2 separate regions of the Homo sapiens genome follow, and region 1 is linked to region 2. Evidence: read pairs that join two places in POLR2A ChIA-PET (ENCODE). Cell type or tissue: OCI-LY7. All regions are shown on one strand. Links, peaks and the distances in the headings refer to the core of each region. The heading gives the core; the rest is flanking DNA. Region 1 has its middle 30 kb from the start of SYPL1. Region 2 overlaps SYPL1 (synaptophysin like 1).

Region 1 (11,116 bases), core at 4,149-9,148, 54 kb after region 2:
TCGACCAAGGGTCATAGCTAGGAGGTGGTGAGATAACATTTAAATCTAGACCTGTTTGGTGTCCGTGCTCTTAAACACGCGACTCTATGACCTTGCTGTCTCTTTGGTTTCTCTTCCAAGGTTTCTGGCTTAGTCTAAATGTTTGATTCAACACAGCAGAAGCACACAGGCCGCTTTCAAGGGCAAAGAATCAAACTACAGGCTGTGGGGAGGACATAGAGAATGAACAATGGGTTCTCCAGGACTTGTAAGAGTGGGAAGCACCACTGACCTGCAGATGAGGATTGACGGAACAAAACAAACAGTAATGATGGGGTGCAGACATGCTACCCCAAAATATGGTACCTCGGCATATTGAACAGTGTAAGCTGAAGGAATTGGAAAAAAAACACATAAGCAGGAAGGTCTCTGTGACCTTTGTCCAGGCTTCTTTCCTGAGGCAGTTCCTAAAACCTGGAAGGCCTCTCTGACTTTCCGTTGCAGCAGGTCTTCAGGTGCTCATGTGAGAAGTGCCCTCCCCACATCTGGAGGAAAAGAGCATCCTTACCTCTGAGGACATAGGACACAGAGAAAAATCTGAACAAACAGGCCTGCCTAAGTTCCCCCGGCTTATTACCATTACATCATACTCTTTTCCCTCTCATATTTCTCCATGACTGTCCACTCTTCATGAAACCTACTATAAAAAACAGGTTTCACTGTTTCTTCAGGTCTTCATTTCCTTATGAAGGCTCCCGTACCCATAAAACTTACATTTAAATAAATTTATATATTTTTTTCTCTTGTTCATCTATCTTTTATTAGAGGGGCCTCAGCCATGAGCCTAGGATGGGTGAGGAAAATATATTTTTAGTCACTACGATAACAGATGCATTAGTCAGAAGGGACATGGAGCCTACTGGGGGACTGGGAAAAAAGCTGGATGGATTCACCCACATTCAGGCATCGGGGACTTCATACAGATCCTCTGGCCTGAATCATTTGCATTTCATTGCAGGATGGCAGCGCTTAACACCAAGGCATCCCTTACTAACTAACAATGACCTATCATAAGGCACGTGGAGGGCTCAGGGTCGCCAACTGGGTACGGGAAGCTCCTGGAAACACCCTATGAAGGCAGCAGCCTGCTCCAGACAGGGAACACAGACTGAGAGTATCAGGACTCTCTCGTTGGCTACAAATGCTTCTGCAGTAAGTAAATCCTAAAAGATAAAACTTCTTTGATGGAAAGGCCGTAATACACTTAAATGTTACTTAACCCAGCAATCCCATTACTGAGTATATACTCAAAGGAATAGAAATCATTCTATTACAAACATACATGCATGTTTATGTTCATTGTAGCACTATTCACAATAGCAAAGACATGGAATCAACCCAAATGCTCATCAATGATAGACTGGATAAAGAAAATGTGGCACATATACACCATGGAATACTATGCAGCCATAAAAAGGAATGAGATCATGTCCTCTGCAGGGACATAGATGGAGCTGGAAGCTGTTATCCTCAGCAAACTAACACAGGAACAGAAAACCAAAGACTGCATGTTCTCACTTATAAGTGGGAGCTGAACAATGAGAACACATGGACACAGGGAGGGGAACAACACACACTGGGGCCTGTGGAGAGGGAGATGAGAGGGGGAAGGAGAGCATCAGGAAGAATAGCTAAAGCATGCTGGGCTTAATACCTAGGTGATAGGTTGACCTGTGCAGCAAACTACCATGGCACACGTTTACCTATGTAAGAGACATGCACATCTTGCATATGTACCCCGGAACTTAAAATAAATATTAAAATTAATTTTAAAAAGCAACAAACAGTTCCTCACCACCTTTAAGAGATGTTTAGCTAGTTTCCTTGCTGATTGAACCTGGCAGAGGTGAGGGGGGAAGTTGGTGAGAAAAGATCTGGGAATGAGACGATTTGTCCAGCCCCATAAAAGGAAATCCCTGGAAGAATTGGAGCAGGTGGGAGAATCTGCATCTCTTTCATCTTCCATCGCTCCCTGGGGAAGCAGTGGGGCGGTGCTTCTCCCAGTCTGCCTTCTGGTTCGCAGGCCTGGAGGCACATTAGAATCACCTGAGGGGGCTTTTAAATCCACCCATGCCTGGGACCCACCCAGAAATCTCCAGGAGTGCAGCTGAGGTAGGGAAGTTTTTAAAAACTCTTCAGGTGACTGTGAAGCAGAGAGCATATCACTGCTCGAGCGTTTCAGAACCAGAAACAAATAAGTGACACAAGTGAAGAGTGAAACTACAACATTTCGGTGAGTTTGGAAGGGAGCAGGCATTGTAGATAGATTTTTAAAGAGGAGAAGTGGGACCCCGAGAGGAGGAGCAATTTGCCTGGGTCAGTGGCAGAGTTGGGGAAGGAGGTAGCCTCGTTTTCTTTTTGGTCCCCTATACCCTTTTTTATTTTCTGGTGGCATATTATAGTATTAATTGTTCTGACGGCTTAGCTTTATATGTACCCAGCCATGAAATTTCCACTCTGTCATTGGGCAACCTCTCCAGTTAGACCTACACACTGTTGTAAAGTGTTTCCTGGCAGGGAAACCCAAGTATTTCGTTTCTAATTCTTAGCTCTTTGCAAGTCTGAGCAGTGGGTCATGAGACTCCCACAACTGTTTAGAAGGAGCCAGGGCCCACTTTTCATGCATTCTGTTCAAAGCATAATCCATGTGCATGCAGTGAAAATGCAAACGTGCGGGTGGCATTCAGACCTAACGCAGTCTCAGCTTTCAATCCTGCTGTGAATCCAGAGTGGCTGTCATGGGATCTACTGCAGTTAATTTTTTCAGAACTCAGAGCTAAATCCCTGAGGAGGCCTGGGCTGGAGAGGCCACCTGAATGGTGGCCTGCTTAAAGGTGCGGTCATGTTTCCTGATTTAACTGGGTCAGTTTGGTTGTTTATTTTTGCCATTTGATTTCAGGGCAGGGTTGGCTTCAGTGTGCTGGCAATTCCCAGATAGTTTATGCTCTGAGGGACTGGGACAGGTGTTCAAGAACCCCCAGTGACTATTATTTAATTTTGTTCCTCCCCCAGCCTCATGGTTTATATATGAGTTGTTATGTGACAGAGTTCTATTTTTAACCACAGACATGCTCTGTTCAACTGGAATCATGTTCTTTAGACACTGCATTATGCAAGCTGGCTCCAAAGTTTGCCAGAAGTGCTAAACTAAACTGTGACAATTCCCAGCCGTAGTCACTGACACCCCCACAGTGAACCAAACAGCATGCTTACTTGCTTCAAGATAGAGTTTCAGTTGTGTTAAATAACTGTCTGGTGCTACCTGATGAGAAAGCCATGTCTGGCTGTTTGGATCAGCTTCTCTGATCTTGTCTCCTGTCTAATCCCAGAATAAATCCTTTGGGTTTTGGGGGAGGACGTTAAAAAGGCTCTGGTGAAGAAGATTAAACCTGAAACAAGTCATAATGAGGCATAAACAAGGTAATACTCATTGTAAGGTATCTTCCCAGGTTCTAAGCAGGAGAGGAGAAAAGATGGTTTCGATGGAGGGCATCTGTTGAGAAACCCCTCTGATGTAGATGTTCCTGTGGAGTCATTTATATCCAAACATTAGGACATTAGACAAGTGCACTGGTGGGTTCTCAGGGTTTTTTATGGGGTGATCATAAAGAAGTGGCTCTCAAGAATTGCATCGAGCCAGGGATCTTCTGACTTCTGAAGACTGACATCTGGCTTATCTAAGATGATCCAGGGAAGGGGCGGAGCTAGAAGTCTCTGCGGGAAGATTGTTAGTATTTGCTGGGATTCTTTGGTGGCAAGCAACAGAAATAAACTCTCAAGAAGGGTTAATCTACTTAGGCAGAAAAGGACTTTTTAGAAAATAAGTTCCATGAGAGCAAGGGCTAGCTTGTTCACTGGTATTTCCTCAATAGAACAGTACCTTGAATATAGTAGGTACTCATTGTCTTAGTCCGCTCAGACTGTTAACAAAATTCCTTAGACTGGGTAATTTATAAACAACACAGATTTATTGCTCCCAGTTCTGGAGTCTGGTATGTTCAAGATCAAGTTGCCAGCAGATTCGGTATCTGATGAGAGCCCGTTCCTCATAGTTAGTGCCTTCTGTGTGTCCTCACATGGCAGAAGGGGCCAGCAGGCTCCCTCACACCTTTTCTATAGGGCACTAATCCCATTCAAGAGGCCTCCTAAAGGTCCCACCTCTTAATACAATCACACTGGGGATTAAGTTCTATAAATTTTAGAGGGACACCAACATTCAGATCATAGCGCTCAGTAAATATTCATGGACTAAAAGAAGTTATAGGGTGGATCAAAGCATTGTTAGGAAGATTGTGAACCAGTTTTGGAAAAAGATAAAGAATGAGAGCATCTCTGGAGAGGCTTAGGTAGCAGGAACTAGGTCCCTGACAGTCTCATCAGGACACCACTGCTGGAATAACTGCTTTCCAAACATTTTTATATTTTTAAGTGTCTACACTCATGCTTCAAAATCCAGACAGAGAGAGTGAGTGTATATTAATCAGGGTTCTCCAGAGAAACAGAACCCTCTATCTCCACCTCTCCCCTTCTCCCCCTCTCCCCCTCTACCTCCCCCTTCTCCCCCTCTCCCCCTCTACCTCCCCCTTCTCCCCCTTCTCCCCCTCTCCCCCTTCTCCCCCTCTCCCCCTTCTCCCCCTCTCCCCCTTCTCCCCTTCTCCCCTTCTCCCCCTCTCCCCCTCTACCTCCCCCTTCTCCCCCTCTCCCCCTTCTCCCCCTCTCCCCCTTCTCCCCCTCTCCCCCTTCTCCCCCTCTCCCCCTCTACCTCCCCCTCTCCCCATGTGTGTAAAAGAAGGAATTGGCTCGTGTGATTGCAGAGGCTGGCAAGTCCAGTCTGGCAGGTTGGAGACCCAAGCAGAACCCATGTTCCTATTTGAAGGCCATCAGACAGGAAGAATTGATGTTGCATATGAAGACAGTCTGCTAGAGAATTATCCTTACTTAGAGGAAAGGTTGGTCTTTTAATTCTATTTAGGCTTCAAGTAGTTGGATGAGGACCATTCACTATGGAGGGCAATCTTCTTGACTGATTAAAATGTGAATCTCTTTCAAAAACACCCTCGCAGAAACACTCAGAATGTTTGACCAAATATGTGGGCACCCTGTGACCCAGTCAAGTTGACACACAAAATTAACTATCAGAGAGGAGAGAGAGAATGCAACTGACCTAGCTTAAGTTGTGTGCCCACCCCTTTGGCTGGTAGAAGGCAGGGTATTTTGTCAGTTCTAGAGATTTTGAACCATGGGGCAGAACTGATTTCCTAAAGGGAAAGTGGAGAGCTGTTACCAGGAGAAGGAGAATAAATAGTGGGAAGCTACAAAACAACTGGCTCTTCTTGAATGATGGTTTTATTTTTCTTATTTTGTTACTTGCTTCCATGTGAGTAAACATTAAAACACATCTGTGCTGCTTTGCTTGACTTCTTCCAGCTCCTTTATACAAGAGGAAGAACAGCTGGGAGGGAGAAAAATATTTTTTTTCCTTTCTCTCTTCACTTCCAGTCCTCAGTAGAGGTGACTGACGGGTGATGGTTACCTCTGAGTCCTTGCTTTTGGGGGTCTGTGCTAATGATTGAACACTCAAATGCTGCCTCACTCTGAAGAGGTCCTTCAACACTGTAAAAGGCATTCACAAGACATCCCTGCCCCGGAAGAGTTTGAATCTGTTGGACTTTGTGCATTTTTCTTCTTTTCTATCCTTCACCTACTAGTTGTGGCTACTACAAACCCATATAGTTCTTCTGGAATTAAGGAGACACACTTCCCTCAAAGTGCTTTACATCTATTGGTCAGAGATGGTCATAATGTACTGAGTTTGTTAGAATGACGCGTTGCTATGTACCAGGAAGTTATCACAGGGCATATAAGTCTACCATGTCTACAGTGTGAAGGATGCCTCGTTAGACGCAGCACTCTTGTGCAATGTACAATCTGTCTACTTTATATGGCAGGCCTGAACTACTGAGGGAGAGAGAGACCACCAGAAATCGGGAAAGCACAACTTAATTAATGCTCTTATGAATGGTGTGTGCTGGGGGGTGGTTGTAGTTCCCTTTGTGTTCTGACCAATAGCTGAACCACTGATCAGATTCAAGACAGAACCTTGAATCCAAAACTCCTTTAGTGTGGCAAGTCCACCATAGTTCCTGAGGAAGCTGCCTTCGAGGAATCGGGGACCACTGCTCTCTTTTTAGGGGAATCCCTGAGATACCTGCATATCTCAGACCCGACAAGCAGGGAGTGGCAATGGGCATATTGCTATTCCAGGATACAACTGCTGTGAGATCCTCTTCAGAGGTTTATAAGCCTGACTTCTCATTAGCACGTTAGATATAAGGCATGACTCATTGCCAAATCTACAGACCCATGATAGGGTAGACAAGATCAATAGTCTAAAATGAAAACAGATTTTAAAATGAACAGAAATTTAATGCTTTTTCCCGTATGCCAATGGATTACATGGTACACATCCTGGGGTAGGCATAGCCCACTTTGTAGACCACTGATCTAGAGCCTGGTACTCCCCTTACAAAACCTGTGCAGGCAGGGCTAATTGACTCAACACCGTGGGCCTGGAGACATCCTCACCCTCCATTACAACAAGTGGACATGTGGTTTCTAGGCCAAGAGTTGGCAAATTACAGCCCATTGGCCATACCTGGCCAGCCCCCTGTTTCTACAAAGTGTTTTTGAGACACAGCCACACTCACTTGGTTATGTATTGTCCATACCTTTTTTCACACTATAAAGGCAGAGCTGAGTAATTGCCATGGAGAGCAGATGGTCCACAAAACCTCAAATACTACCCGACCTTTACAGCAAAAGGTTGCCCGAACCCTGCTCCAGACAGGCAGTATTGATCCCTGTGTGTTGGTAATAAAAGGTAAGACTTGTCTGCTGCCTCTGCTCTGGAGTTAGGCCAGAGTTTGCCGCATAGCTCCTTGTGTTAATGAGGCTCAGCTTGGCCTTGCCTTCTGGGGATTAGCACCTAATCCCGGCTAGCTTTCTTAGAAAGCTCATTCACTGGTCACAAGGATGCAGAGAAGTGAGTGTGGATGAAACTGGTCCTGGTCACCTGAAGTCCATGCCTTACACGGCGTGGGTCAGCTGTGTCCTCTCTGCTAGCTGGCCCCTCTGCTACCTACCTCTAGGTGATGTGCCTGCTACTCAGCACAAGTGACAGAGCAGCCACAGGCCTCCCCCACTGCAGGGCTGCACAGCTGCTGCACATCCCCAAGGGGGCGGGGCGAATGCATGCTGAAATGTTTGTGTGCACATGTGAGTACATTGGTTAGGACTATCCCCAACTCCAGCTAATGCAAGCCTGGTAGACACATGCGTTTTTGCATATCCATGCACCCTTCTTTTGGGAACTGCCGCTAGATGAAAATCCAAATATTTAATTCCTAGCAATTAGTTTGGGCTTGAGTGGTATTCATTTTTATTCAGAACTCAGGTCCTAGGCCTTATTCAGATTTCAGTCCCACGTGACAAACTTCCACAGTTCCTCTGAGATGTCCTGATTCTCACTGGTGAGAATGGCAGAGACTGCTGGTTCCTTACCTAACAGCCATCTACCCTACAAGCCCTGATTTTGAGACAGTCTCTGCCACCTAGGCTGGAGTGCAACCTCCACCTCCTGGGTTCAAGTGATTCTCCTGCCTCAGCTTCCCAAGTAGCTGGGACTACAAGTGCATGCCACCATGCCCGGCTAATTTTTTGTATTTTTGGTAGAGACAGGGTTTTGCTATGTTGGTCAGGCTGGTCTAGAACTCCTGGCCTCAGGTGATCTGCCCACCTTGGCCTCCCAAAGTGCTGGGATTACAGGCATGAGCCACCGCACCTGGCCCCTATAAGCCCTGATTTTATTGGAAACGTGTCCTTTAGTGAATTGTGCATCTGGAACAGAGACAGACATGTTGTGCTTCATTTGTACTTTATCATTTTTGTCCTTGGTGCAAAGGTATTACACCCTAATGCTGGCTCTTTGGGGCCATGAAAATTGCAGAAGTCACGGCTCTTCCCACTTCAGTCACTGAGCCAACACCAGTACTCACCTACTTCAAAATTTATCTTCCCATGAGAGGAAAGGAAAACCCCACCTTGTTTTTGGTTTGAACACAACTGCATCAAATTCCTTACTGATGACTGAAAAAATTAAGGAAAAGCTCAGAGTGAACAAGAAGTAGATCAGCTTTCCTTACAGATGCACAAAATTACACAGCAGGCCTGGGTTTTTTTTTTTTTTTAAACTTTGGAGTAGGGTCTTCTGTCCCCACAGCTGGAGTGCAGTAATGTGATCATAGCTTAATGCATCCTTGACTTCGTGGGCTTAAGCAATCCTCCACTTCAGCCTCCCAAGTAGCTGGGACTACAGGCTTGGGCCATCGTACCCGGCCTAAGCCTGGGTTTGAGGTCTAGATTTATCATTCTCTCATCCTGTGCCCCAGAGCCAGTCACTTTCTCTTAAAATTCTCGGTGTCAAGGCAAGACCACTGCGCTCTGAGGCCCCCTTGATCTCTAGGGCATTAAAATATATGGGAGATTTCCACCCTTCCTCACGGGGCTTGCAGGCTGAGGGAGTGAGAATTTCCTCACCAGCAGCATGGGCAAATTCGTAAAAAGAAAGAAATAATTTGCTTGTTTTTAATGGCCACCAAACTTCAAAGTCTAGTGACCACCAACCAGTCCCTCCTCAGTGAACATGGTCGAATACAGAAAGGCTTTCTCTGGAAGAGCCCAGAAACCTGCTGTCTCATTTCAAAAGCCATCTTCCTTCCCCGAGACAAACATGGTGGAAAGGAGGCCCGCCTGATAACACTGAGGGTTTTGGGGCCAGATTTTTTTCTGCAGGCAGTTTTGGACATTTATTTTAATCTTCTTTATGTGAGCTATAAAACACATTTAGAAAAGTATATATTAGCTGGTTGTAGTGGCTCATACCTGTAATCCCAGAACTTTGTGGGGGCTGAGGCAGGATGATCATTTGAGCTCAGGAGTTCACGTAGTGAGACCCCATCTCAACAAAACATCAAAACGTTAGCCAGGTGTGGTGGCACGCACCTGTAGTCCCAGCTACTCAGGAGGCTGAGATGGGAGGATCACCTTAGCCTGGGGAGGTTGAGGCTGCAGTGAACTGAGACTGTGCCCCTGCACTCCAGCCTGGGTGACAGAGTGAGACCCTGTCTCAAAAGAAAAGAAAAAATATATTAAACATAATGAACAGTTAATGTTTTTTAAAATAAAGTAAACCCTTTATTAGGTCAAGAAACAGAAGTTTGTGAGACCCCTGGAGCCCTCCTGCCTATCCCTTCTCAATTGCAGTCCCCTCATTTAATGGTAACCACTGCCTCGATTTTTTTTTTTTTTTTGGGATGGAGTTTTGCTCTTGTCACCCAGGCTGGAGTGCAATGGTGTGATCTCGGCTCACTGCAACCTCTGCCTCCCAGGTTCAAGTGATTCTCCTGCCTCAGCCTCCTGAGTAGCTGAGATTACAGGCACCCGCCACCACGCCTGGCTAATTTTTTGTATTTTTAGTAGAGGCGGGGTTTCAACACGTTGGTCAGGCTGATCTTGAACTACTGACCTCAGGTGATCCACCTGCCTCAGCCTCCCAAAGTGCTGGGATTACAGGTGTGAGCCACCGTGACTGGCCCCCCATTGCCTCTACTTTTATGGTCATTGATGTCTTTGATTTTCTTTAAAATTTTACTACAGACATATATGTCCATGGCCACTATTATTTGATTATACCTGCTATTGAAATTTATAGAAATGGGTCCATACAGGATGTGTTCTTCATATCTGGCTTCATTCACCAACATGATGTTTATGAGATTCATTCTGGTTTTTGCACATAGCTGTAGCTTATTCTGTCATTGTCATGTAGCATTTTATTGCATCAATAGGTTTTCACAAATTCATATCATTGCACATACTTACTTGTTACCAATTTGGGGATTTCATGATAGATCTGCTCTGAGTGTTCTTGTCCCTGCCTCCCTGTGCATATTTCAGTAGGTTGTCCCCCTGCAGTAGAATTGCTGGGTTGTGGGGTATGTTCTGTTGGCTTTGCTAGGTGATGCCAAAGTGATTCTGTGGATTTATACTCCCAGCAACTGTACATGAGAGGTCTCCATGCCCCACATCTTTGTCAACACTGGAGAATGCTATTCTGTAAAGTTAGCTACTCTGGGTGGTGTGCACGGCTATATCTGTGTGTGTGAGTGTGTGTTTGTGTGTGTGTGTGTGTGTGTGAGAGAGAGACAGATTTTCTAACCTAATTTTCATTATTGCATTAGCCTAATTTTTATTAAAAATTTCTTTTTTTTTTTGAGATATGGTCTCTATTGCCCAGGCCGGAGTGCAGTGGCACAATACCAGCTTAACTGGGCTCAAGCAATCCTCCAACCTCAGCCTCCTGAATAGCTAAGACTAAAGGCACATGCCACCATGCCCAACTAATTTTTTGTTTGTTTGTTTTTTTGAGATGGAGTCTTGCACTGTCGCCCAGGCTGGAGTGCAGTGGTGCGATCTTGGCTCACTGCAACCTCTGCCTCCTGGGTTCAAGAGATGTTCTGCATTTGTCTGATGTTTTCTCATGGTGTCTCACTCGTTCTTCTCTATAAGCTGGGAGTTGGGTCTAAAGGCTTCTTTAGATAAATCTCAGTGTGGCTTTAATGTGCATCTGTTGGATTTGTTTTTTTTCTTTTTCTTTTTTTTTTTTGAGATGGAGTTTTGTTCTTGTCGCCCAGGTTGGAGTGCAATGGTGTGATCTCAGCTCACTGCAGTCTCTGCCTCCTGGGTTCAAGTGATTCTCCTGCCTCAGCCTCCTGAGCAGCTGGGATTACAGGTGGCTGCCACCATGCCCAGCTAATTTTTGTATTTTTAGTAGAGATGGGGTTTCACTGTGTTGGCCAGGCTGGACTTGAACTCATGAAGTCGTGATCCACCTGCCTTGGCCTCCCAGAGTGCTAGAATTACAGGCGTGAGCCACCACGCCCAGCCCCATCTGTTGGATTTGTAATGAGATTGAGCACCTTTTCATGCATTTTCTGGCCATTTGGAATTCTTCTCTCTT
Region 2 (11,116 bases), core at 5,997-10,996:
TGTGACTTCAGATCCATCTCCAAATGCAGAGGCAACCACCTTCCATGGGCGTCCTCCCCAGTTCCTGCAACTATGTGAGGCCCAATCCATGGAACCCCTTCACAACATTGTACAATAGCTTCATAGTAAGTATCACGATTTAGTAAGGCAGATCCCTCTATCACCTTCTCTAGGAGTGCCTTGGCTATTTGGGGAGCTATTTTTGCTCTTCCATAACAATTTTAGAATCAGCTTATTAAGATTTCCCAAAAACTGTAGAAATTTGATTGGAATTCAATTGAATCTGTAGATCAGACAAGAGAGTTTCACAGTTTTCTTAGTAATAATTTTGCACATTTTATTTTTATCTCTAGCTTCCTAATCCTTTTTTTTTACTTCAGATGATATATATTTTTTAAGTTATATTTTATAACTGTTGTTCTTGTATAAAAACAGTTTTTATATATTGATCTTGTATTCAGGAATCTTTCCTTTTTTTTTTTTTTTTTTTTTTTGACACAGAGTCTGACACTGTTGCCCAGGCTGGAGTGCAGTGGTGCGATCTCGGCTCACTGCAACCTCCACTTCCCAGGTTCAAGTGATTCTCCTTGCCTCAGCCTCCCAAGTAGCTGGGATTATGGGCACCCGCCACCAGGCCCTGTTAATTTTTTTGTATTTTTAGTAGAGACGGAGTTTCACTTTGTTGCCCGGGCTGGTCTCGAGCTCCTGACCTCATCATCTGCCCAACTCAGCCTCCCAAAGTGTTGGGATTACAGATGTGAGCCACCTCACCCGGCCTATTCGGGTACAGATGTGAGCCACCTCACCCGGCCTATTCGGGTATCTTTCTAAACTAATTCTAGTGGTTAGTGGTAGATTATTTTGGGTTTTCTATCTGGACACATAGTATGTGCTGATAACAGTTTAGTTTCTAATATTAGCTTTCTAATATTTACTTTTTTTCTTGTTCTGTTGTGTTGGCTAGGATCGTCAGTACAATGTTATTTCATTTTTACACATTCTATGAATATGGCCTCCCCTTCAATCAAATGTCTGCACTGCGTCGCTACTCATTCTTAAGTGATGAACTTGCTTATTTCACTGAGAAAACAAGTGTAGAGAGAACTTCCTTAGTCTAATCACCATACAATCTACAAACAAATCTTCCTTTAAACTTTTGTGTTTCCCTCCCAATACAATGAATGGATTGTGTGTGCTCTCGCCAAGATCAACCTTTCCTCTTGGGCACCTTCTTAAGGAGTTGGCTCTGCAATCACCCTGCCTCTCCTTCTTGTATCAGCATTTTTTTTTTCTATTTTAAAATGAATCAATCTTCTCAGGTTAAAAACACACTGTCATAGCTTAAGTCTTAAGTACACAAAAATGCGTCCCTCGATCTCACATCTTCTTTCAGCTATTCCAATTCTCTGCTCCCCTTTATAGCAGAACACCTCAAAAGAATCATCCATACCTGCTAGTTTTCACTCTCTCACCTACAAATTACTCTGTTGGACTACTGTAATGAAGTACTGTTGTTCCCAGAATTCCGCTGAAATAGCCCTTGTCAAGGACAATAACCTCTACAATGTCAAAGGCGATGGTTGATTCTCACTCCTTATCTTACTTAATCTCTCCGAAGTGTTTGACAGTGTGTGTAGTATAAATACATGGGGTTTGCTTACTCATTAATTTTTTCGAAGGGGTGAAGCATTTGGCTGTGATAAAATAAAAACTTCAGCCGAATTAAATTTAAAGGAGTTTAATGACTAATGAACGATTTGCGAATCGGGCAGCCCCCAGAATCACAGCAGATTCACGGAGACTCGAGCGCAGCCACGTGGTGGAAGATTTATAGACAAAAAAAGGGAGGTGAGGTACAGAAAAGCTGGTTTGGTTGCAGGTTGGCATTTGCTTTATTTGAACACAGTTTGAACACTCAGCAGTATGTGAGTGGTTGAAGTATGGCCGCCGGGATTGGCCAAGACTCAGTGACTGTTACAGGCGCATACTCCTAAGTTAGGTTTCTGATCTTGTCTGCCTATTAAGCTAGGTTACAGTTCGTCCACAAGGACTCAAATATAGGAGTCTTCTCAGGCCATATTTAGTTCACTAAAATAGCTGTATGATACAGATAAACCTCTGTTTAAACCAAATTTTTCTGTTATTTGCAACCAAATGCATTCCTCACTGCTTTATAAGTTTATAGAACCTGTTTTAATAATCCCAACCAAATCCCAGCACTTTGGGAGGCTGAGGTGGGCAGATCATGAGGTCAGGAGATCAAGACCATCCTGGCTAACACGGTGAAACCCCATCTCTACTAAAAATACAAAAAATTAGCCGGGCATGATGGCATGTGCCTGTAATCCCAGCTACTCAGGAGGCTGAGGCAGGAGAATCGCTTGAACCCGGGAGGTGGAGGTTGCAGTGAGCTGAGATTGCACCACTGCACTCAAGCTTGGGCAACAAAGTGAGACTGTCTCAAAAAAAAAAAAAAAAAACAACCGAACCAAAAAACATCTATTATAAGAAGCAACATGGTACAGTGAGGGGGGAAACTGAATTTAGAGTCCAGATGTACTTCTCCTTTGGGACTAGCGTGGATTTTACTCCCACTCTCAAACTTACTACACTTCAGATCCTACAGCTACTACACTTCGGATCCATTGTGCTAAGAAGGAAGAAAACAATGGCTGAGATTGAGGTAACAGTGCATTTTCTCTACTAAGTCTTCCCTCCACCTGGCTGACTAAAAATGTAGTTTGGCAATTGAAAAAATAAAAGGGAGCTTCAACTTCAGCTTCCCAAAGGTTGGATTAGATGCACTTTCCTTATTTTTCCTATTAAGTGCAAGTAAAAACTTAATAGAAAACAAACCTAAGATGTCTCTGAAAGGCGGAGATGAAGGGAGACTGGCTAGGGACCTTGGAACCCAAGAAACAACATAGTGGTGAGTTGTCTGGATTTTCCTTTTGCCTTATAAATCCCAGACTTGGAGCTGAAGAAACTGGCAACATGTGAACAGCAATAATGCAGACAGAAAAAAAAAAATAAAGTCCCAACAAAAGTTGGCTCTTCCTAGCTAAAGGACAAGGAAAAAGGCAACCTAGCAAGACAGAAAACTTTTAGGAAATAACGACTCTACCCTAGCCCAGCACCACAGGAAAAAACTATGGTTCCACCCACACCCACACCAGCAAAGGCCAAATGAACACCTCCACCCATGGAGGCTCTAATGAGGTGGCCCTCCCTCTTTCTCTCTGCTGGAGTGATGTCAGAAAAAGCCTGCAAAACAGAAGGCATAGAAAGACCCAGAGTCTCAAAATATAGTACCCGAAATGCTCAGGTTCCTATCGAAAATCACTCTTCATACCAAGAACCAGTTAGATCTCCAACAAAGGAAAAAAGACAGTGGATAACAACACTGAGATGACAGAGATATTAGAATCATCTGATAAAGCTTCTGAAGCAGTCATATAAAAGTGCTTCAACAATGGGCTCACGCCTGTAATCCCAGCACTTTGGGAGGCCGAGGCAGGTGGATCACAAGGTCAAGAGATCGAGACCATCCTGGCCAACGTGGTGAAACCCCGTCTCTACTAAAAATACAAAAATTAGCTGGGCATGGTGGCATGCGCCTGTAGTCCCAGCTACTCGGGAGGCTGAGGCAGGAGAATTGCTTGAACCTGGGAGGTGGAGGTTGCAGTGGGCCAAGATTGTGCCACTGCACTCCAGCCTGGAGACAGAGTGAGACTCCATCTCAAAACAAAACAAAACAAAACAAAAATGCTCCAACAAGCAATCATAAACAGGCTTGAAGCAAACGAAAAAGTAGTCTCAGCGAATAAAAAGTCTCAGTAAATAAAAGGAGAACCAAATTTTAGAAATGAAAAATACAAAAACCCAAAATTCAAAGGATAGTCTCAACAGCAGAACAGAAGACACAGACGACAGCTCAGTAAATTGGAAGAGAGAGAAGAAAAATTATCCAATTCTGGCCAGGCACGCTGGCTCACACCTGTAATCCCAACACTTTGGGAGGCTGAGGTGGGCAGGTCACTTGAGGCCAGGAGTTCGAAACCAGCCTGGCCAACCCGGCGAAACCCCTCTCTACTAAAAATACAAAAATTAGCTGGGCATGGTGGTGCGTCCCTGTAGTCCCTAGAGCTACTTGGGAGGCTGAGACATAAGAACTGTTTGAACCTGGGAGGTGGAGGTTGCAGTGAGCCAAGACTGCACCACTGCACTGCAGCACTCCAGCTTGGGTAACAGAGTGAGACTCTGTTTCAAAAAAAAAAAAAGAAAAAAAAATCTTAGCTTTGGCCTGTGGGGGAAAAAATAAATTACCCAATTTCTAGAGATAAAATGGACTGTTAAACCTGTATTACTATAACAAAAACAACAAAAAAATCTAACTTTCACATCATTTGAGTCTGAGAGAGGAGAAATAGGGTAGGGTGGGGCCAAAAAAGTACTGGAAGAAATAATGGCTGAAAACTCCTTAAATTTGGCAAAAGACATAAACCTACAGATTCAAGAACTGAGCAAATCCCAAACAGGTAAACCTGTTTTGCTTAATGTATCTTTTTTTTTTTTTTCATTTTCAATATACTGTTTCCTTATTTTACATGTGCTTTGGTTAACATATAAATTTAAAGGATAGAATAAGCTGATATACAAGGCAAACAGTACATCACACTCAACAGATACATATTTTTAAGCACATGAAAAAGTTAAAACTTTTGACCATCAACTAGGTCAGAAAGCAAGTTTCAGCAAATTTCAAGGGTCTGATTATTGCAGAAACCACAATGTGATTACCTCAGTAGTCAATAAAAAAAAAAGAAAATTCCATATGTTTGGAAACATATTACTAAATAACTAGTACATCAAAGAATTATGGGAAATTTGAATGTATTTAGAACTATGATCAAAATACTGCATATCAAAAACTTGTGGGATAAAGCTAAAGTAGTAGTTTGTAGAAAATTTAAAATCTCACATGTGTGTATTAGAGGAAAAGAGGCTTGAAGCCAATGAAAAAACTAATGAGCTAAGTACCATCTTGAGTTAGGAAAAAAAGCAGCAAAACAGACCCAAAGAAAGCAGAAGAAAAGAGCTAATGATGACAAGAGTAGAAATTAAGAGAAATAAAACAAACATAAAAGAGCAAGGATCAATAAAGACAGACTTGATCATTTGAAAAGAGATCAAACTGACAAACCTCTGACAATATGGATGGAAAAAAGGAAGGCACAAAAATAATAGGAATGAAAGAAGGAACGTAAATGCAGTTGGTGTAGACATTAGGCATATAATCAACAGGCTATGATCAACTTCATATTAATAAATTTGGAAATTCAGATGAAATGGAAAAATTCCTGGTAAAATACAACTGAATGAAGGAGAATAAAAAACTTGAATAGTTCTATAATCAAAAGCAAGACTGAATCAGTAATTTCTTTTTTTTTTTTGAGACAGCGCCTCACTTTGTCACCCAGGCTGGAGTGCAGTGCCGAGATCATAGCTCACTGCAGTTTTGACCTTTTGTGTTCGAGTGATCCTCCCACCTCAGTCTCCTTAGTAGCTAGGACTAGAGTCATGTGCCACCATGCCTGACTAATTTATTTTATTTTTTGTAGAGACGGAGTCTTGCTTTGTTACTCAGACTGATCTTGAACCCCTAACCTCAAGTGATCCTCTTGCCTCAACCTCCCAAAATGTTGGGATTACAGGTGTGAGTCATGGTACCTGGCTGAATCAGTAATTTAAAAATAATCTTCCCACAGAGAATTCTAGGCCCCAATAGTATTACTGGTGAGTTCTATGAAATATTCAAGGAATGAAAAATTCCAATTATTTCAGAGTATTGAATAAGGGAAAACACTACTCCAACTTATTATATGGGCTTGGGGGAAGAATATATGTTACTTTGTATAAGAGCCGCAAAAACTACAAGACAGATGTGAATCTTAAATCTTTATGTTGACAATTACAAAACTTTACTGAAGGGCATAAAAGATATAAATGGAGAGATATACCATGTTCATAAATACAAAATACAAAAGGCTTTGTATTTATTGGTATTACTGGTATTACAAATATGACCATTCTCCTCAAATTGATCTTATAAACTCAATGCAGTTCTTTTCAAATGAAATCCTATGAAGGTTTTTAGGAACTTCACAAGCTGATCCAAAAATTCATGAGAGTATAGGGCTTCAAGATAGCCAAGACAATTGTGAATAACCTGAATAATGATGGTGCTCTGGTGCTTATCCTATCAGAGAGTAATTCTTACTGTAAAGCTATATTTAATAAAGAGTGGGGCTAGATATGGTAGTGGTAAAGAGCATACAGAAAGAACTACAAATAATATGGAAATCTGACATATGACAGAGGTGAATAAATTTTTTTTTTGAGCTCTGTCACCCAGGTTGGAGTGCAGTGGTGCCATCTTAGCTCATTGCAACCTCCGCCTCCCAGGTTCAAGCGATTCTTCTGCCTTAGCCTCCTGAGTAGCCGGGATTACAGGTGCCTACCACCACACCTGGCTAATTTTTGTATTTTTAGTAGAGACGGGGTTTCCCATGTTGGTTAGGCTGGTATCAAACCCCTGGCCTCAAGTGATCCACCTGTCTCAGCCTCCCAAAGTGCTGGGATTACAGATGAGAGCCACTGTGCATGGCAAGATAAACTTTTAAATAAAGGTGGTACTATGAAAATTGGATAGGAGTATTGAAAATTATAAAAATTGAAGTAGACACCATGAACGTACAAAAATATAATCCCAAACTGCTTAACGACTAAAAAGTGAAAAACCATATTCAGAAGAAAAAAGGTTAATATCTTTATGACATTGAGGATTTCTTAATACAGCAAAATGCACCAACGGTGAAGAAGATACTTACATTAATATTAAAATAAAGTTTGTTTTTTTATTTTATTTTTTTTGGAGACAGAGTCTTGCTCTGCCACCAGGCTGGAGGGCAGTGGCACGATCTCGGCTCACTGCAACCTCTGCCTCCTGGACTCAAGCGATTCTCCTGCCTCAGCCTCCCAAGTAGCTGTGACTACAGGCACACACCACCATGCTCAGCTAATTTTTGTATTTTTAGTAGAGACGGAGTTTCACCATGTTGGCCAGGATGGTCTCCATCTCTTGACCTGGTGGTCCGCCTGCCTCGGCCTCCCAAAGTGTTGGGATCACAGGTGTGAGCCACCGACCCCGGCCATAAAGAACTTTTATATGACAAAAATCACAAAGTGAAAATGCAAGCCAGGAACAGAGAGAAGATATTTGCAACCTCTATAAATGTCAAGAGGTTAATACCAAGAATACATAAAGAGCACGTCAATTCAGCAGGAAAAAGCACCAAACAGAAAAATTTGCAAAGGATATGAATAGGCAGTACAGGGTGGTGGAAACCAAATGGCCAATAAATACAGGAAAGGACCACCAACCTAAATAGCAATCAGAGTAACATAAATTTTAAAGCATCAAAGACACAATTTCAAACTTATCAGATTGGCAATAGTCCAAAAACATCAAGTTATTGGCAATATGGAGCAAGAGGAAATCTTACTTATTGCTGGTGGGAGACTAACTTGTTACAGACATTTTGCTGAACAATTTGGAATACCTAGGTTACAATGGAAAACATGAACATCTCACATTCCAATAGTTCCCATTTCTAGTGATAGGTCTTAGAGAAGCCTTCACACACTGCAGAAGAATATTTGTGTGCTATTTTTAATAGTGAAAGGTAGGAAAAATGTAACTTTACCTCAGTAAGGAAAAGGCTTTATCTGTAATGTTTTATTTCCTTTAAAAAAAATCTGATGCAAAGCCAGGTGCGATGGCTCATGCCTGTAATCCCAGCACTTCGGGAGGCCGAGGTGGGTGGAGCGCCTGAGGTCAAGAGTTTGAGACCAGCCTGGCCTACATGGTGAAACCCCATCTCCACTAAAAATAAAAAAATTAGCCCGGCATGGTGGCGAGCACCTGTAATCCTAGCTACTTGGGAGGCTGAGGCAGGAGAATCACTTGAACCCGGGAGGTGGGGGTTGCAGTGAGCTGAAATCGCGCCATTGCACTCCAGCCAGGGCAACAAGAGTGAAACTCCATCTCAAAAAAAAAAAAAAAAAAAAAAATCTGATGCAACGCTGGGTGAGGTGGCTCACACCTGTAATCCCAGCACTTGGGAGGCTGACGCAGGAGGACTGCTTGCGCCCATGAGTTTGAGACCAGCCTGGGTAATATAGTGAGAACTCGTCTTTACAAAAAATGTTTTCAATTACCAAGCATGGTGACACGTGCCTGTAGTCCCAGATACTGAGAAGGCCAAGGTGGGAGGATCACTGGAGCCTGGCAGGTGGAGGTTAACAGGGAGCTGAGATGGCGCCACTGCATTCTAGCTTGGGTGACAGAGTAAGACCCTGTCTCAACAAACAAACATCTGATGCAAATAAAGCATTTGTTAAATATTATTTTGTATACTTACCTATTAATCTGAAATACTATATGAAAAAATTTTAAATGTGAAACATAAGCAATATTGCCTTTAACATTTACAGTAGGTTAAACATCTATTCAACTGACCTCTGTTCACTAAAACATTAGTAATGCTCATCTTTTTTATAAATAATTCTCTACAACCTAACACCTAGTAAGTAAAGCTTTTATTGCTTCTCTCCTGGAAATTATCCTATAAATGGGTTAACCTTGTAATGTTGATTCAAAAGCACAAAGGGAAAAGGCAATAGAAGTCCTTTTAAGATCTACTTTAATCTCAATACTTTTAAGTTTTAAATTTTGATCTCATTAACCTTATGAATGTCAACCAACAGAAAAATAAAACACACCAAAAGATCCAGAACTCTTTAAGGATTGTAAAGGGACAAGCTTGAAAGCCTGACGCCAATCCTCTCTTTGTCCAAAACCACCACCCTAACGGCTCCAGCCCCATGAATTCCTAGTTTAAGAATCTCTATATCAGATGCTATCAAAAGTTAGTAATCGTAGCTAACATTTATAGAGTGCCTACTAAATGCGGAACACTGTTCTAAGGGCTTTACATTTGTTAATTCACTTTTAAATCATAAACACACTGAGATCAGGAAAGTGGTTTAACTATTCTTAGTTTCAGTTCCCCGTAGTACAGTACAGTAAGATATTCTGAGAGACCATATTCACATAACTTTTACTACAGTATGGTTTTAATTGTGCCACTTCATTATTAGTCCTTGTTAATCTCTTACTGTGCTCAATTGATAAACTTTATTATAGGTGCATGTATGGATAGGAAAAAAGACAGTTCACATAGGGCTTGGTACTACACTTGGTTTCAGGCATCCCAGGGGGTCTTGAAACATATCCCCAGTAAACAGGAGGGAACTACTTACTTTATTTCCGACTTCCACATAAGCAAACTGAGGCACACAGAGGGCAATTTGCCTACAGTTAAACAGCTAGTAAGTGGTGTAGACAAGATTCAAATCTAGGCAGTTCGGTTGCAGAGCACACACTCTTAAGCAGGAATCTTTGCTAGTTAATTAGACAATTAATGAGAAAAGGTATATCAGGAAAACAATCTAAGAGTTGCAAATAAGTATTTTCTAAATGAGGTCGGAAGAAAAAAGGATAGAACCATAGTCTCCAAAGCATTTCTGTCTGTTTTATTCCTTGCCAAACATTAAAACTGTGATTCTATTTCCTGCTTTGAAAATCAGTTCTGTTTTGCACTGCTCAATGCCTTTAAGATGAAGGTTTCTTTGTAATATTAACAATCAGTGCACTCTTTCTTTCAACTCCTTTATTAAATTGGTTGCAAAAAAGATATACATTCTTATATTGACAATTCTTGTCATGAATAAAAGCATCAAAAATAAGGCAACAGCAAGATGTGCTTCACATATAAACAATCATGTTGTAAGAATAAGAAACCTGAATCCCTGTACAACAAAAAGATTAGGAAGCAAAATGTGAATAAGCTTGTATTCAGAATATACCTATATGTGTGTGCAAAGACAATACACTCATCATATACCTCACTTAGGTTCCTTTATGATGCATAATTCCTTAATCATTCATTTGTGAAACAAGAATGAATATTAAGAAACATGAAATCCAAATTGCACTTATTTTCACAATATCAATGCTAAACTCAAAATAGCAACTTCATTGACTCTCAATGGTAAATTTCAAACATGGAAAGCAATCTTAATTTTTTTAACCCTTTGACTAGGGTCTGTAAAAAACGGTGGATTATTTTACTGTACTTACAAAGAGGCTGGGTCTCAGCCTGCACTTAAACAGCATGAGCAACAAAGGACAGGAAACAAATATCACTAAGAGTAATGCCCATACATATAAAGATATCTAGTTGAGCCACGTTCTACTTACATAGCAAGCCTATTAAACCACTAGCATAACAGATCATATCTCATGAAACAGAATTACTAAATTAACTACACATCTCTCAGAAATTTCCAAATCCCTGCTCCCAACACAATTTTAGTACACCTATTAAGTACCACGGGTCATTTAGAAAAACAGAAAAAAATATACACCTAGTCTTTGCAATTAAAAAAAAATCATAACATAAACAATGTTAGATATAAATTTTGAACTCAATATGTTTTTTCCTACATATTTATGTAATCAAGGCTCTTTAAGCAAAGACAGGTGGTAGGTATATGATCTGTACAAACTTACAGTAGTGTATATTCCAAATAAAGGTTTTTCTTCCTACTATGGTATGACAATATAACTGTTTTCTGAATGAAGATACATGTTAAGGCTTAAGGTGTAAACACTTTGGAAGGCAAACAGCTTAGTGAAAAAAATTATGGTTCATTTAAAAATGTGTATCATTTCATAATAGACCCCTGAACTTTCAAATTTACATGTGAGAATACATTTACATCTTAACTTTCTAGGAAAGGCACAGGCTTTATGTAAAAAAGCAGCAAAGTTTTAAACCCACCAATATATTGACAAAGCCATTACTTTTATTAGAAACAAATAATGCTTCTCAAGGTGTTGGCAACATGTCATAGTATCAACATATACTTCATACAGTGTATTTCTCCCTTTAATTATATTCCGGTAGGAGGTGGAATACCTCCTTGGCTA

What was found. ChIA-PET counts read pairs that join two places held together with the same protein. Peaks named below come from ENCODE experiments on the same cell type or tissue, not always from the same donor. Only the 100,000 strongest peaks of a DNase experiment are listed, where the experiment ranks them.
Region 1: POLR2A ChIA-PET joins it to region 2 with 6 read pairs; 12 of 35 experiments call an interaction of 5 or more read pairs at or near these places.

The regions. Positions count from the first base shown.
Region 1 is chr7:106,136,910-106,148,025 of GRCh38, forward strand. No RefSeq gene overlaps it. Among named protein-coding and RNA genes, the nearest start is that of SYPL1, 30 kb to the left of the region's middle. In OCI-LY7, for the core only: CTCF peaks have their summits at 7,283 (motif pointing right) and 7,482; a DNase peak (open chromatin) is centred at 7,262.
Region 2 is chr7:106,080,726-106,091,841 of GRCh38, forward strand. It overlaps SYPL1 (synaptophysin like 1), which reads right to left. Exons shown (of 5, transcript NM_182715.4): 5 at 9,780-11,116. The coding sequence ends at 11,080. Among named protein-coding and RNA genes, the nearest start is that of SYPL1, 26 kb to the right of the region's middle. RefSeq lists an enhancer at 1-337. In OCI-LY7, for the core only: no CTCF peak of the experiment used is centred there; DNase peaks (open chromatin) are centred at 9,066 and 9,406; H3K4me3 peaks cover 1,874 bases; H3K27ac peaks cover 2,847 bases.